Regions from separate parts of the Homo sapiens genome. Here region 1 is linked to region 2. Evidence: chromatin contacts called from ENCODE Hi-C data. All regions are on one chromosome and are shown on one strand. The core of a region is the stretch at or near the end of the contact, and the rest is flanking DNA. Distances in the headings are between cores, read along the strand shown.

What was found. Hi-C counts contacts between places; a loop is a spot of excess contacts on that map. Pooled maps may share reads with other maps.
Region 1: a loop to region 2 is called in a pooled map, with 5 times the contacts of the local background. The contact joins the enhancer-like site here to the promoter of HEY2-AS1 in region 2. A Hi-C loop is called at or near these places in 4 of 50 pooled maps.

The regions. Positions count from the first base shown.
Region 1 is chr6:127,481,993-127,489,065 of GRCh38, reverse strand. MTCL3 (MTCL family member 3) reads left to right here. Exons shown (of 7, transcript NM_001400265.1): 5 at 6,082-6,153. It overlaps SOGA3-KIAA0408 (SOGA3-KIAA0408 readthrough), which reads left to right. Exons shown (of 13, transcript NR_174482.1): 5 at 6,082-6,153. Among named protein-coding and RNA genes, the nearest start is that of KIAA0408, 26 kb to the right of the region's middle. RefSeq lists enhancers at 4,633-4,762, 6,675-7,073. Within about 2 kb of position 4,790, at least 4 of the 41 ENCODE cell types and tissues checked have a DNase peak (open chromatin) inside an H3K27ac peak, as active enhancers do.
Region 2 is chr6:125,745,261-125,751,427 of GRCh38, reverse strand. HEY2-AS1 (HEY2 antisense RNA 1) reads left to right here and starts at 2,003. Exons shown (of 5, transcript NR_183491.1): 1 at 2,003-2,469. HEY2 (hes related family bHLH transcription factor with YRPW motif 2) reads right to left here and starts at 1,796. Exons shown (of 5, transcript NM_012259.3): 1 at 1,569-1,796. The coding sequence starts at 1,651. RefSeq lists silencers at 1,578-2,287, 3,462-3,641 and an enhancer at 5,412-6,079.

The DNA of each region.
Region 1 (7,073 bases), core at 3,541-6,040, 1.7 Mb before region 2:
TGCACGAATAGACCTGCTCAATGCAGAGTTTCCACAAATCTTAAATTTGTAAAAATTGTGGTATCTGTGAAGTACAATACAGTGAAGCTCAATAAATCAAGGTATGCCTGTGCTTTATATCAACTCTAGATTACTTATGATACATAATACAATGTAAATGTTATGTGAATAGTGGTTTTTACTGTATCATTTTTAAGTTTGCATTATTTTTTATTGTTGTACTTAAAAAAAATTCAATCTGTGGTTGGTTGAATCCACAGATGTGAAACCTGTAGATACAGAGGGCCAGCTATATGTGATATGTCCTGTTTTAAATACTTTTCAGCTCATACAATTTTGACTCTTTAGTCTTTTTGTTGAAAAGCCTAAGACATTTTTATTTTTCCAGCTTCTTTCCATTTTATATTCCAGCTTTTTAAAGGTCTACTTTTAAAGTAGACCTTTTCAAATGGGCTTTTGTTTACCTGTTATCATTTATTGACTTTTAGTAACGCTTCCAAAACAAATCTAGGTAAGAAATAAAGCTACAGTGGCTGTTTCCTCATTGAACTGACATAGACTAAACAACTACTTTGTGTCAGGTATATTTCTAAGAGCAGGAGCTATAACAGAGACCAATTCTAGGAGCCTGCTCTTGTGGAGCTCACATTGCAGAATGAGAAAACAGACATTGAAACAAACAAATATACAAGTCAGTTGGTGAGATTAGAGGAGCTATGGGGAAAAATTAAAAAGCAGAATTAGGAAGACAAGGAATATGCAAAGGAAGAGAATGGCCGAAGGATTTGCTTTTTGATATGAAATGGCCTGGGAAGGTCTCTCTTATTAGGAACCCTGAAGAGACTATGGAAGTGGGTCATGAGAGTATATGATGGAAGAATGTTGCAGGCAGAGGAAGCCATAATCCAAAGGCCCCAAACAAGGGCATACTTGGTATGTTTGAGGAACTGCAAGGATGCCTGTGACACTAGAGCAAAGAAAGCAGTGAGGAGTGTGGTGGGAGATGAGGTTGAAGGGCTTGTTTGGGATGTGGGATTGGGGGGTGGGGTGACCACATAGAGTGGGCTGGTAGTTGACAGAACCAGCTACACATTCTAGTCACTCTGGGAGCTTTGAAAAAATGTCTGGGCCCAATCCCAAAATCTGTTTTAATTGGTCTGGGTTGAAATCTGGTCAAGTCTTTATAAAACATTACCAGAATAAATCCAGTGTGTAGTCAGGGTCTGGTATACCTTAGTAAAGCATGACTCTAACTCAGTGAGATGGGAAGCCACTGAAAGATTTTGCACAGGATGATACAGCTTGATCACCCTGGCATGTGCCTCTTCTTCACCCACATTCCCCTCTGGACCTTAAGATCATGCCTTAGTATGAAGCTTGGGATCCTGCCTCACCCTTTTAGGGAAGAGAGTGAATGTGGTCCTAAGTAAGCTCTCTGGGCACTTCACCTGTTCTGCCTCTGCCAGTCTGTCTGGGTAAGTGTCAAGGATGTAATAGAAGGAAAAGAGGAAGACTTCTAGGAACAAGAGCCCATTCTGTCCCCTTCCAAGACAAGTTGGAGACAGAGCTTCTACCTTTTTCAGTTTCCTTCCAGCAGGCAATCCCTGGGCCTCCCTCCCAGTGTTACCCTATAGTCACAGTATTTACAGATTGATTTAAGAACCAGTAAGTGGTGTATGTCACTTCTGCTGATCCCTGTGTTGAAAATATTAAAACTTCTGCACATGTGTCATATATGTAACCTAGTACCCCAAACCTTGCTGTCACGCTCTGTTACCATAAAGGATATGCTCAGAAATAATATAAGCCTGCTATCTAAATTGCACCTTTTTCTGTCGAAGTAACAGTATAATGTAGTTGTTCAGAGTGGGAACTCTGAAACTGGCTAATTTGCATCCTGGTTCTAACACTAGCTAGCTGAGCGATAAATCCATTGTGTGCTTCAGACAATGGTGTCAATAAGTCTGTTGTCAGTCTGAATGAGTAGATACATATAAAGTGCTTAGAAAAGTGCATGACACATATTTAGGGCTCAAAAGATCTAAATATTAATGTCTCTATAGTTTCCTTCTTGATTTAATTACCACACAAATGAATCTCTCTTTAATTTTATCAACAGCATAGGAGACTTCTATATGCATAATATGTCTTTTGGTAGCATGTTAGGCACATTCTTCTCTGTGGTTTAATTGCTGAAAACATAAAGATGCTACATACTAAGTGGAGTAAATTTTAATTGAGAAAAGGAAGATAATCTCAAAACATTTTTAGAAAACAAACAACCCATTTTATATCATTGCTGTGAAAAAATAATTACTGGCAAAACTCTCTAATTCCTGGCCTTCTCATGATCAAAAAAAACAGCAGCCTCTTTTGGACAAGCTGAGGCTGGGAATGTAAAGAATTAAGAAGTGGACAATAAATGTTTTCAACGTATTTATCTAGAGAACCATCTAGAGAAGTGCCTGCTTTGCCAGCAAATATGAAAATCTGAGATTTCATTGTGGCCTCCCCAACTGCTCCCCTAGCAGAGGTTACAAGATTTAGTGGATGATGGTGGGGGAGGATGACAAGGGGGGAGGTTACACAGTTTCATCCTCACAGGAAAGGGACTACTTGGACTCACATTATTTCTCTAACTTTCTGTATCCATAGAAATGTCTCATCTTTGTTTCATAGGATTCAGAAAGTTAACATAAACTTACTGGAATATGAAAATATGAAATATTTATTGAAAATGCAAATGTGATACTTACACATAGTAGCAGCCCTAAAGGCACCTGAAAGCTAATGTATCTTTATTCAAGGGGAAGGCTTTACTTCAGAGCTTTATTTGAGCTTAACACTCCACCTGAGTGATATTTAAATAAAAGCAAAATAGAAAATGCCTCTTAGGAAAGAATGCCCTAATTTCAGCATTGCTCTTATATTAATTTAGAGGTCTCATTTTAACATTGCCCACAGGATAAAGTCTAAATTTCTCAGCTGCACAAGCTGACCTCAATCTTTTCTGCATCTTCTTTTACCCCATCTCTACAGTGGCCCTACCTCCATCACTTCTTTTCAGGAGTTAGTGCATCTGAAAGGCAAACTCATTCCTCTATATCTTTACTCCTACAACAGTTTGTTCAGTTTTATTTCTGTTGAAATTTTGCATATCCTTCAAAAGTCAGTTCTCTTGAATGATTTTCTCTGATTCCCCAGATCTGGAATTAGAGCTTCTTCCTTTGCCCTCTCAGTCCCTTTTTGTTCATTTATTGCCCTGAGTTAGTTCTGCCCACTGTTTTTGCTAATTGCATCCTTTTTATCATTATAAACAGTTAGCTCTTTGGGGAAAGAGTACAATATTTCTTAGTCACATGTGTTTGGCATATATACAGTACCACATATAGACCAGAAACTAAATACCTATGAAATGAATGAAACACAAAGACCAAAAAACATTTCCAGAACTAGAACATACTTTCCCTTGAAACCCCTGCATGTAACATCTTTATCTCACAGCGATTTGTACTGCCACCCTTGTGTCTTTGTATATCTCTATGACAGTCTAATTATGACATTTCTTGCTCAATAGGAGCATTTAGTGCTCCAAGTTGACCCTAGGACAATAATTTGACCTGAATAAGATAAAATTCAATCTTTATTCAATGTCCTTCAAGATCTGACTTATGCCACCAGCAAATCTCATGTCACTCCTCTCCTCTCACTCTGTAACACCCATATGGAATTTCTGTCCCAGAAATGGTTTTTCTATGTGGAATGCCTTTTTTTTTCCCTTTTCCTCCTCTTCATCTTCCATTGGCTAACTACTCATGCACCAGATTCTAGATAAGATGCTACTCATTTTGGAAATTATCCCTAGCTCCCCACACCATCTCTAGCCCTAGATTAGATAAAGTCTTTCTCCTTAGTGATCTAATAGCTAACAGTTAGATATGAGAAAGACTTGGGTCAAGGTCTGAAGTTATTGTTACCAACTAGTAACTTTAGACATTTGCAAACTTTAGCTTATTAAATCATAGATCACTGGGCCTCATCCTCAGAGTTTCTGAATCAGTGGTTCTGGGATGAATCTCAAGAATTTGCTTTTCCAACAGCTTTCTGGGTGACACTGATGATGCTGTTCTGAGGAGCACAGAGATAACTGATGCTTTTGATAATTTATTCATCTACTTCTGTTACCCCTGTAAACTTTAGTTTCAGCACCTGCAAAGTGAGGCTAAAAGGAGTGTTTAAAAATTAGCTGAGATAATGTATGTGAAGGGGTTGACATGAATTAGGGCTCAATGACAGTTAATATTGTTCTTGTATTATCATTGCTTTCATAACACTGTGTTGAATTCCAGACTGAACAGATCATGCCAAGTAAGCTGAGAACCCCCAAAAGAGCAAAGATCACATTGGTTTCATTATTATTGTGTCACAGGTATGTTATGAAGTGCATTGGTAGTCACTAAATAAACACATAATTGAGTGAATTCAAATACAAGCATTCAATAAGTATTTAGTGAAACAAATTCAACGCTTCTTGTAGGCAGCCCCTACCTAGAATGTTCCAGGTTTCTTAGTTTAGCTCACTTTATTCTTGGTATTCTTGGGACTGTTTTGTTGATTACTTCCTAAATTACTTTTTGGTTATGGTGAGTCAGTCCCCAAGCTTTCCTTTCTAAGAAGATTATACAAGCAACAGAAAGAACTTCTTCCTGTAAAGAACTAGAAATGAATAACCACGTGGGCTATTCATTTGTCTGTGTAGTTTCAGTTTCATACTGAATGAAAGCAGTTGCACCAAAGTATTCCCCTGCCTTCTGTGCTTGAACGTATGCCTTTACTTAACAGTGGATATGGGTTAGAAATTAACATGTGAAGAATTTAATTTTCATTTCTTTGCGAATTTATGAAGACTCCTGTTTGGAAAAGGCTTCCCTATTTTTACTGTCAGTCTATACCCCTGTCCTTCTCTTTGACCTCAGAACCTCGATTTGGTATTCATATATCATTAGTTCAGCAAGTATTTTTTTCACCACCTGCCATGTGGCAAGCACTATTTTTATGGTGGTGATGCCACACTAAATCAAAACCCCTGCTTCACAGAACCTAAAGCATAGCATTTATCAATTTGCACTGTAATTGTTTGCTTCTCTGTCTCCTCCCCTGCTAAGTTTCAGCTTCCTGATGGTAGATGCAGTATCTAATCAAACTTTGAGTCTCCCCCTCAATGTGTAGTATATGGTAGACAGTCATACATACGGATAATTATTGTTTACATACAGAGACCCTTCTTCTTATATTGGTGTGAGAAATGGAACTGAGCACCAGAGATCATATTACGCTTGTCCTTGAAACAGTTTGGCACTAGCTGTGTATTCTTTGACTTCCAAAGTGTTAGTTTGAATTTTAATTAGGATCAGCCAGTAAAATGTGGGAGATTTTACATAAGAATCCAGATTCCCAGCTTCTCTTGTAAAAGCCCACATTCCTGTATCACACAATGAGCTGAAGCTGTGGCTGGTCCACCTGTTTCTTGAGATGGGGCATGCCTTCTCCATTTCACTACAACCCCTACCATGCCCTATCATTTTGCACGTGTCGAGGAGGAGCAAGGGGGTGATGTGTGGTGAGGGGAGAATGAAGTGCTTCCGATTCTACATAAATTCACTGAAAGTGTGTGTTCATAAGCTTATAGCAACCTAACTCCCAACATTGGAAATAATAACTTACTTTTTTTCCTTCAGTGATGTGGAATGCTAACAAGCATTTGTTTACATTTGAACTATATATCATATTGAGTCAACAATCAATTTTGTCTGTTGTTTTTCTGCATTTTCACAGTAGGTTTCCTGTATTTCTCAAATTAAATAATTGCCAGCTACATTCTACTGTGATGTGTATCCTAGTCCAAAGTAAAAATATATCTAAATCTATCTGGTTTAGGATTTTTTTTCCTCCTTTTATGATTATTGAACTAACTCTTTTTATTTGTCTTGGTTTTGTCGTTTGAGACTAGAATACTTAAAAACATAAAATTGAATTAAAATTATAGTTTATCCAACTAAATATATTCATGCTTTGTTTCAGTTATCCTTAAAAAGAAGAGGAAGCAAAGATTTGCCAAAATCTGAAAAAAAGGCTCAACAGACTCCCACAGAGGTATGTGGAAATAAAATTTCAACTAGTACACCAAGTACCTCTAAGTGTATATAATCACAAACTACATTTATAAATAGATATAATGGCCAGATAAACTTATGCAAAACAAAGTCAAATTTGCATATCAATTATGTAGCTGTAGATACAGGTAGTATAAATCAGAATATTTACTTATAAAGCCAACCATAACATCCCTATTATAATTGCTTTACATTGTAAGCACACAGAAAAATGTCATTCGTATTTTATACGCTGCTATATTTGAGAACTATACTCATGATGCTAATCTTGTCCTTTTATAATTAATAAGGTCAATAGAAAGGCTGTTCCTATAGTGTCAGGAGAAAGTAAAGAAAGGAATGTTGCAGAGGGAAGTCAGAAAGGAGAGAAAGGCTCATTATATCTTTAGAGAGCCCTGGAATGAAGTAATTCTCCATACCAGTGATTGGAGAAGCAAAAGAAAGGAGACAAAAGAATAAAAATGAAAGTTGAAAGATGTACTCAACATGGGTTTGTTAAAAACCTTAGAAGCACAGCCACAGTAAAGACTAGCTTTGCTTTCAAGGTAAAAAGAGGTGCCAATGGTTGTAATGAAGAAGATTTTAAAATGGAAGAGGAAACATTTGGGATAAAAATGACACTATTGTTAAGGAAGGGGATCCCAATCCAGACCCCAAGAGAGGGTTCTCGGATCTCGTGCAAGAAAAAATTCAGGGCGAGCCCATAGAGTAAAGTGAAAGCAAGTTTATTAGGAAAGTAAAGGAATAAAAGAATGGCTACTCCATAAGCAGAGCAGCCCTGAGGGCTGCTGGTTACCCATTTTATGGTTATTTCTTGATATGCTAAACAAGGGGTGGATTATTCATGCCTCCCCTTTTTAGACCATATAGAGTAACTTCCTGATGTTGTCATGGCATTTG
Region 2 (6,167 bases), core at 754-3,253:
AGGCACACTGAACAAAATAATGCCACTTTTTCAAATCAGGGTTATGTTAAGCACCACTATCAAACAGATGTGCAGTCGTCATACGTCAAACTCTTGTCTCTAGGTGCAAACTTTAAAATAAATAGAAGTTATCTTACTGTTTCAAAACTTCAGTTAGTCATATATTGCAACAGGAAAAAATTGACAAACTTGATGTTTTGCATACTAATCTTCCAAAAATATGCCCTAAATATGCCACTGATAGGAAAATTAAAACTCATTTTATTACTAGGTGAATGTTTTACTTTGAAAATGAAACTGTAGGTGTGTCTCAGACTTTAGGCTAAGCTTAAATCTCCAGAAGCTGCAATGCACCTTGGATTTACTAATGAAAATATATTTTTATATTGAAGGTTCAATCAAAGTATTATTTGGTCACATAATTTTTACAATCCTTTCTAGTTTGTATCTGTTTCTCTTCATAATTCATGGATACTATGCTTCTTTGTGTTCTCAAATTCCCCAGGTTCCTGTTATTTGTTCTCTTTCATTTTAGAAATGCTGCACACACCAGGTTGCTATTACCTCACCTTCTCACTTCTGGATCTTATTTCTGAATTACCTGTCCCCCTCATTTTCACCCCTTCTTTACGGGTTTCACCTTTCACGTGATAGCTTCTGTTTTTCAGACCTCATTTTTAAAGACGGCACAACAACACTTTAATGATCAGATACTTAAACCTTTGCTTTCGTGTAAATATCTTTGCTCTTGCAGATTTTGTGCTTTGCTTTGTATGTATTAGAATAACAATATGAAAGAAAACCAGTTTTCCAAAGGTAGGAAGAATTTCCCTCTTTGAGTGACAGCTGCAGATAAATAATTAAGGTGCTTCTGGGGATGCCAATTAGAAGCAATTATCATTTGACCCGCCTTGGCTCTAAAATGCCTCGGTAATCTCCCTCTGTCACAGGAAAGTGGAGGTCTGGCTTCTGTGATTACGACGCCGATCTCTTCCAGACTTGAGAACAAGCAGTCAAAGAAATGATGCCCTTTCCGATGCTTACATCTGTCACTCACTCTTGCGTTAGCCAAGTCACACACGGTCAACCTGCAAAGTTCAACCTACGTAGCCTTGACATCGCAGGTTGCTTTAATTCCTCCAAAAATCAAGTTGTGATTTTGGTATCTCTAAAAATCAAAAATCAAATTGTTTTTATTTTCTCCTGATCTATTTTGAAAGTGCCCCCAAATACGGTTTCAGTGGCTGGGACATCGCCTGTCGCCCAGACGCTGCCGTTCGCGCGTCCAACTGTGACAGCCAGGACCCTCCCTCGCCAACTCCTGCGCTCTGCCTTTCAGTGGCGTCTCCCATCCTGGCTACTCCACCCCTACGGTGAAAATCCACATCCCTTGCCCCATCCCAACTCACGCTCTGCGAGCGCCCACCACTCAAACTTTCTCAGGCCAAACTTTCCCTCTCTACCTAGATGCTGCGGAGACCAGCCTCGGGATTTCCAGGGAGCCACGCATTCACAAAGCTACCCCAAGCTCCCGAGCTGCGGGCCGCTCCCGCGGAGCCCGCGCTCACCCCGAGTAATTGTTCTCGCTCCCCACGTCGATGGTCTCGTCCATGTCGCTCTCGGAGGTCGTCTCCTCGCAGGGGCGCTTCATCCCGGCGAAGACCGCGCGGGGCACAGCCCGGCCGGAAGCTCGGACGCCGAGCGGGGCGCAGCACCCTGACGCCCGCCTCCTCCCTCCCCGGGCCTGGGCAGGCGCGGCTCCGGCGGCGGCGCGGTCTGCTCCTAGCGGCTCTTTCCCACGCCGCAACTCTGCTCGGCCGCAAGAGCCGGCGCCGGCCACGCCCCCCCCTCGAGCGGGTGGGGCCACCTCACCCGCCCCCGCGCACCGGCCCAGGCCTTCCGCCCGGCACCTCCCCCTCGCTGGTCGGCGTGGCTCGCGATTGGCTGGGCCAGGGGGCGGGGCCGCGCTCGCCAATGCCCGCCGCAAGGCTCCAGCCGAGGCGTGGGAACGCGGCCGCGGACCTGGTACCCCAGAGCAGCGAGCGGGTGGGGAGCAGCCGGGGCGAGAATGAGCGCAATCTTGCTAACCCCTGCGGAGGGAGCGCGCGGGCGCCAACGCGGGCGCGCGGGGGCGGGCCCTGGACCTGGACCTTGGGTTTCGGCCCTCCTCCGCGCCCCGCGGTCTCGCGGGCGAAGTTTCAGTCCTGAGTGTAAAGAATAACCCCAAGCGCGTGGCTAAGTGCGAGCAGGCGCGTGTGACGTCGGGAGGCGCCGCGGCTCCTCGGCCGCCCCACTCGGTGGTCCCCTGTCTGGATCCAAACTGCTGACTGGCTGACCCGAGTGGTCACATTTGCCCTCTGGGGCTTTTGAAAACCTTAAATCAAAATTGCTTTTGAATCTGACAACTCCTGAGGCTACTTTCGCGGCCTCGGGGCTGTTTCATATAAGGACGCGAGTTTTCCTGATCAGGTCTGTCGGCCACGTTACGATTTCCAATTTGCGATCCATCAGTTACTTCCATTGGGTCTTCAGCCCCCAGGGACTGTGGATCCTAGACCCCGCGGAGAAGCCCGTGGACTGGAGCTGTGTCAGCTCTGATGGTAGGAAAGACTAGATCAATGACGCGGGCATTTCAGGACATAATCGTATATTTTCAAGTTCGAGTTTTTCGGGCTTGGATTATCCAGATAATTGCCTCCAGTCTCCTCCAGTCCCCCTGGTGTATGCACTCGCAGCCGCAGAGTTAGAGTCCGGGAGGTGAAGATTGGCGCTTGGAAATTAGATTTGGTTTCTAAAGTATGAATTCGTGTCCAACAGTTCGTGCCTTGGACAACGTGGGTTGTATAAAACTCAAGCTGTGTGTTTAAAACAGGTTTTCTAGCTGCTGGTTCTCTCCAAGTTATGTAGGACTTTTGAACTGGCCACCCCGCTGTGCGTCTGCGAGGGCAGGGACTGAGCGAGACCCAGCCAGGGGCGCCGGGAGACTGGCGGCGGCTGGGTTGGGGTCCAGCCGGAAACCACACGTTGGCAGGGCCGCTTGGTCAGTAGTGGAGAGAGCCTCTGAGAAAGGGCCGTCTATCGATCCCCAGACCCCTCCGTCACGGAGGGATTCATAGCTTCCTGGGGATCGGCCCAGGGCGTCCCTTTGACACTCCGTTCTCTGTCCACACAAGCCCGGCGCGGGGCGGGGAGAAGAGGAAAGGACGCGACTGGGAAAGACGGGACCCTGGCGGGGTTTGGCCCGGGGGAGAGCGGGAAGGAGCCCGGTCGGCGCGGAGGACCTGCGGCCAGCGTGCTAAGCCCTTATTAGAACAGAAACCCCTTTCCCCCCACACTCTCATCTCTTTTGCGCGGTCCCCACCGCCATGCCTTCAATAACCTTGTGAATAGAAACCCGAATCGTTCCATCTTGGCTTCTGAAACTTAACCCCAGGCAAAGCACACACTCGGCGGGGCCAGGTGGGGCTGGATGGGGTCCGCGCCCGACGGCGGGGCCGCGGGGGTCGGTGAACCCCAGCTCCCCTGTCGGCCTCAGGGCGGATGGCTGGGTCGGCGCGGGGTTCGGGGCCTCCGATCGGCTGCACGAGGGCGGGCCAGGACCCAGACCCCGTCCCCGCTCCGGCCCCGCAATCCAGCGGGTGACGAGCCTGACGCGCGCCGGTCGCCTGCCACCTCCCGCCCCGAGCGCCCTGGGCCAGTACCTCCCGGCCGCAGGTGAACGCTCCGCGGCCCGCCAGGCTCAAGCTCGACCGTCACAACTTTCCGTGAGGGCTGCACGTTTTTCTGAATTCAAATGCCTGCAGGTGCAACTCATGTTTGCCACACGGGCAATTAGCGGGCGCGTCCAAACGCCTGAGGCAAAACCTGAGATCATCACTGAAAAAAAAAAATCTAACAGTTCTTTGCCACTATACTAGTGTATTTAATTATGATTGCGAAAAATTGCAGAGGGAAACGATTTGCTGGCAATTAAGTAGCAACTGGTTAAAGTTTTTTTTCAATTTGTCTTTGAAGACAACTGCTGTACTATGTATAAAGAAGAGTATAGCAGGGAAGTTCGAAAGCACACACGGAATTTTAAATCTGTTAAAAATATTTTTTAAGCAAAGAAGGTGGTATTTTAAAAGCATTTAAAACAGCGCCTGGTATATAGTAAGCGCCATAGAAGTCTGTTAAGAATGCATAGGGCAAGAGAGCTCAGGGTTTTGAACGCTATCAAAATAATATGCTTATTTATCTGCAAAACACAATAGCAATTAGGCAGCACGAGATTTCCCCATTAGGTCGTTTATTCTCCTCAGCTGTTTATTCCATTTGCCTGTCCCTTGGTTGAGCGCCTTGTCTGTCTATAACCGAAAGTGCGTTTCGGGTCAGAGAGACAGAAACAGACACAGGAAACCCTTTAAAGCGCCCCCGCCGACTTAAATACGGTAGTGGATTGGAGGTGGGGAGGTGTAGGGGAGGCGTTATGTGGAGAGAAAGAAAAGAGAAAGAATGAGGGAACGGCGGGATTTCAAGCCTCCCCGCCCTTCTGCGACAACCTTTTCAGCGAAAGGGAAGGCTTAGGAAGAAAAGATGTCCGCGCGTAGAGCAAACCGCAGTTCTTTCCTTTCTTTTTGAAGGATTTGTACCATGAGTTAATTACACCAAAAGATACGAGGGACTTTATTAGAAAGGAGATGCCGTTAGGAAAGAAAGGCCAGGACGGCCGATCTAAAGGGAATGGAGAAGGGAAGACTCAGACGCCCTCCCGAAATTGGTGGTCTAGCCTGTGTTTTGTGCTAAATGTTATTTAACTTAATGGCGTGGGAGTGAGATGTTGAATGCAGAGATCTGGAAATACCAGATTTAGTGGTCCTGTTCCTCCTCCCCGACTCTTTTCACACCCATTTAATAAAAAGTTACAGTTTTTACACCCGTATTGATAAATTTGGCGATGTTGGCCAAGTATTATCTCGCCCCGCAGATTTTGAATTTTGTTGCACAAACCGATGAAATGATTGCTTTGCTATAATTGTAAAACTTTTTTGGAACGAACCTGGATTTTTTTTATGCCTCTTCATCTACTTTTTGCTTCATTAGAGCCCTCTGGTTTTCCAAGATCGACTGTCACACTTTGTTATTTGTTGCTTCTCTAAATCCTTTGAGATGCTGCTCGCAGCTACGTAAAAAACGTTGGCCACTCAGGTATTTGATGGGCTTAGAAAGTCACCAAGATGTGACACCATTTAAAAGTTTTAGCTTGGTTTCTCAGTGAAATAAGGGCATCTCTGTTAATTAGAAAACTTTGTGTTAGTCTGAGATGCCTAAGAGCATAGTCCAAATTGAAAATTCCAATATTTTGCCACATCTGAAATATAATTATTTACACAGCCTTCTCTTTCAAAGGGAGGACAAACAGGTTGCCTTGAGAAGAGCTATTCTATTTGCAATTGCTGGGGCAGGTGACAAACACGTGTGTATCTGTGGGCAGCCTTGTTGGGCTGCCTTCCCTGACTACAAGGCTTTTGTGAGCTGGTAACGCCTTAAAATGTGTGAGAATGCTGCGCCCTAGGAGTGGAGGCCAAGGGCAAGATCCTTGTACATTTCAATACCTTTTCCAACATCAGGCTGGCAGCAGGCAGGCCAACCTAGGGTCACTGTGTGACACATATTTGCAAGCCAGTAAAGCAAAACAAAGCTGAAAGCAAGTGCAAATTTAGGCCCACCAACCTTGAAGTCATCCCTGAAAGGGAGCTGCTTTACTAGTTAATTTTTCTTGCCCAGTCAGCCACACAAAATGCATTGTATTTCTTGGCTTGCCCCAGTAATTGCGACTTACTTGTTACAGCAGAAGCTTCAAGGTAGGAAATCTATGACCCAAAGCTCTCTCTCGAAAGTTAGAATGTTTAAACTGATCTTTAAAACTGTTGTTGAGGGGCAATTTATTTAAAAGCTTTTATTTTATGGTGTTGTTAGTGCTTAGCATGCCTCAGGATAAAGACTAGTTTTATTGCAGGACCCTTGAGAAGAGGGGTGTATAGCAAGTAACCAGTTTTCCGTGTGCCAGTAAGCAACAGTGAGAACACTCAGTGTATTAGCTTAACTTTTTGTGGGAGTTAAATTGATGTTGGCAGGCTTTGCCTTTAAGGAAGTTCTTTTAAATTTCCATTTTCTTGAAGTTGGTT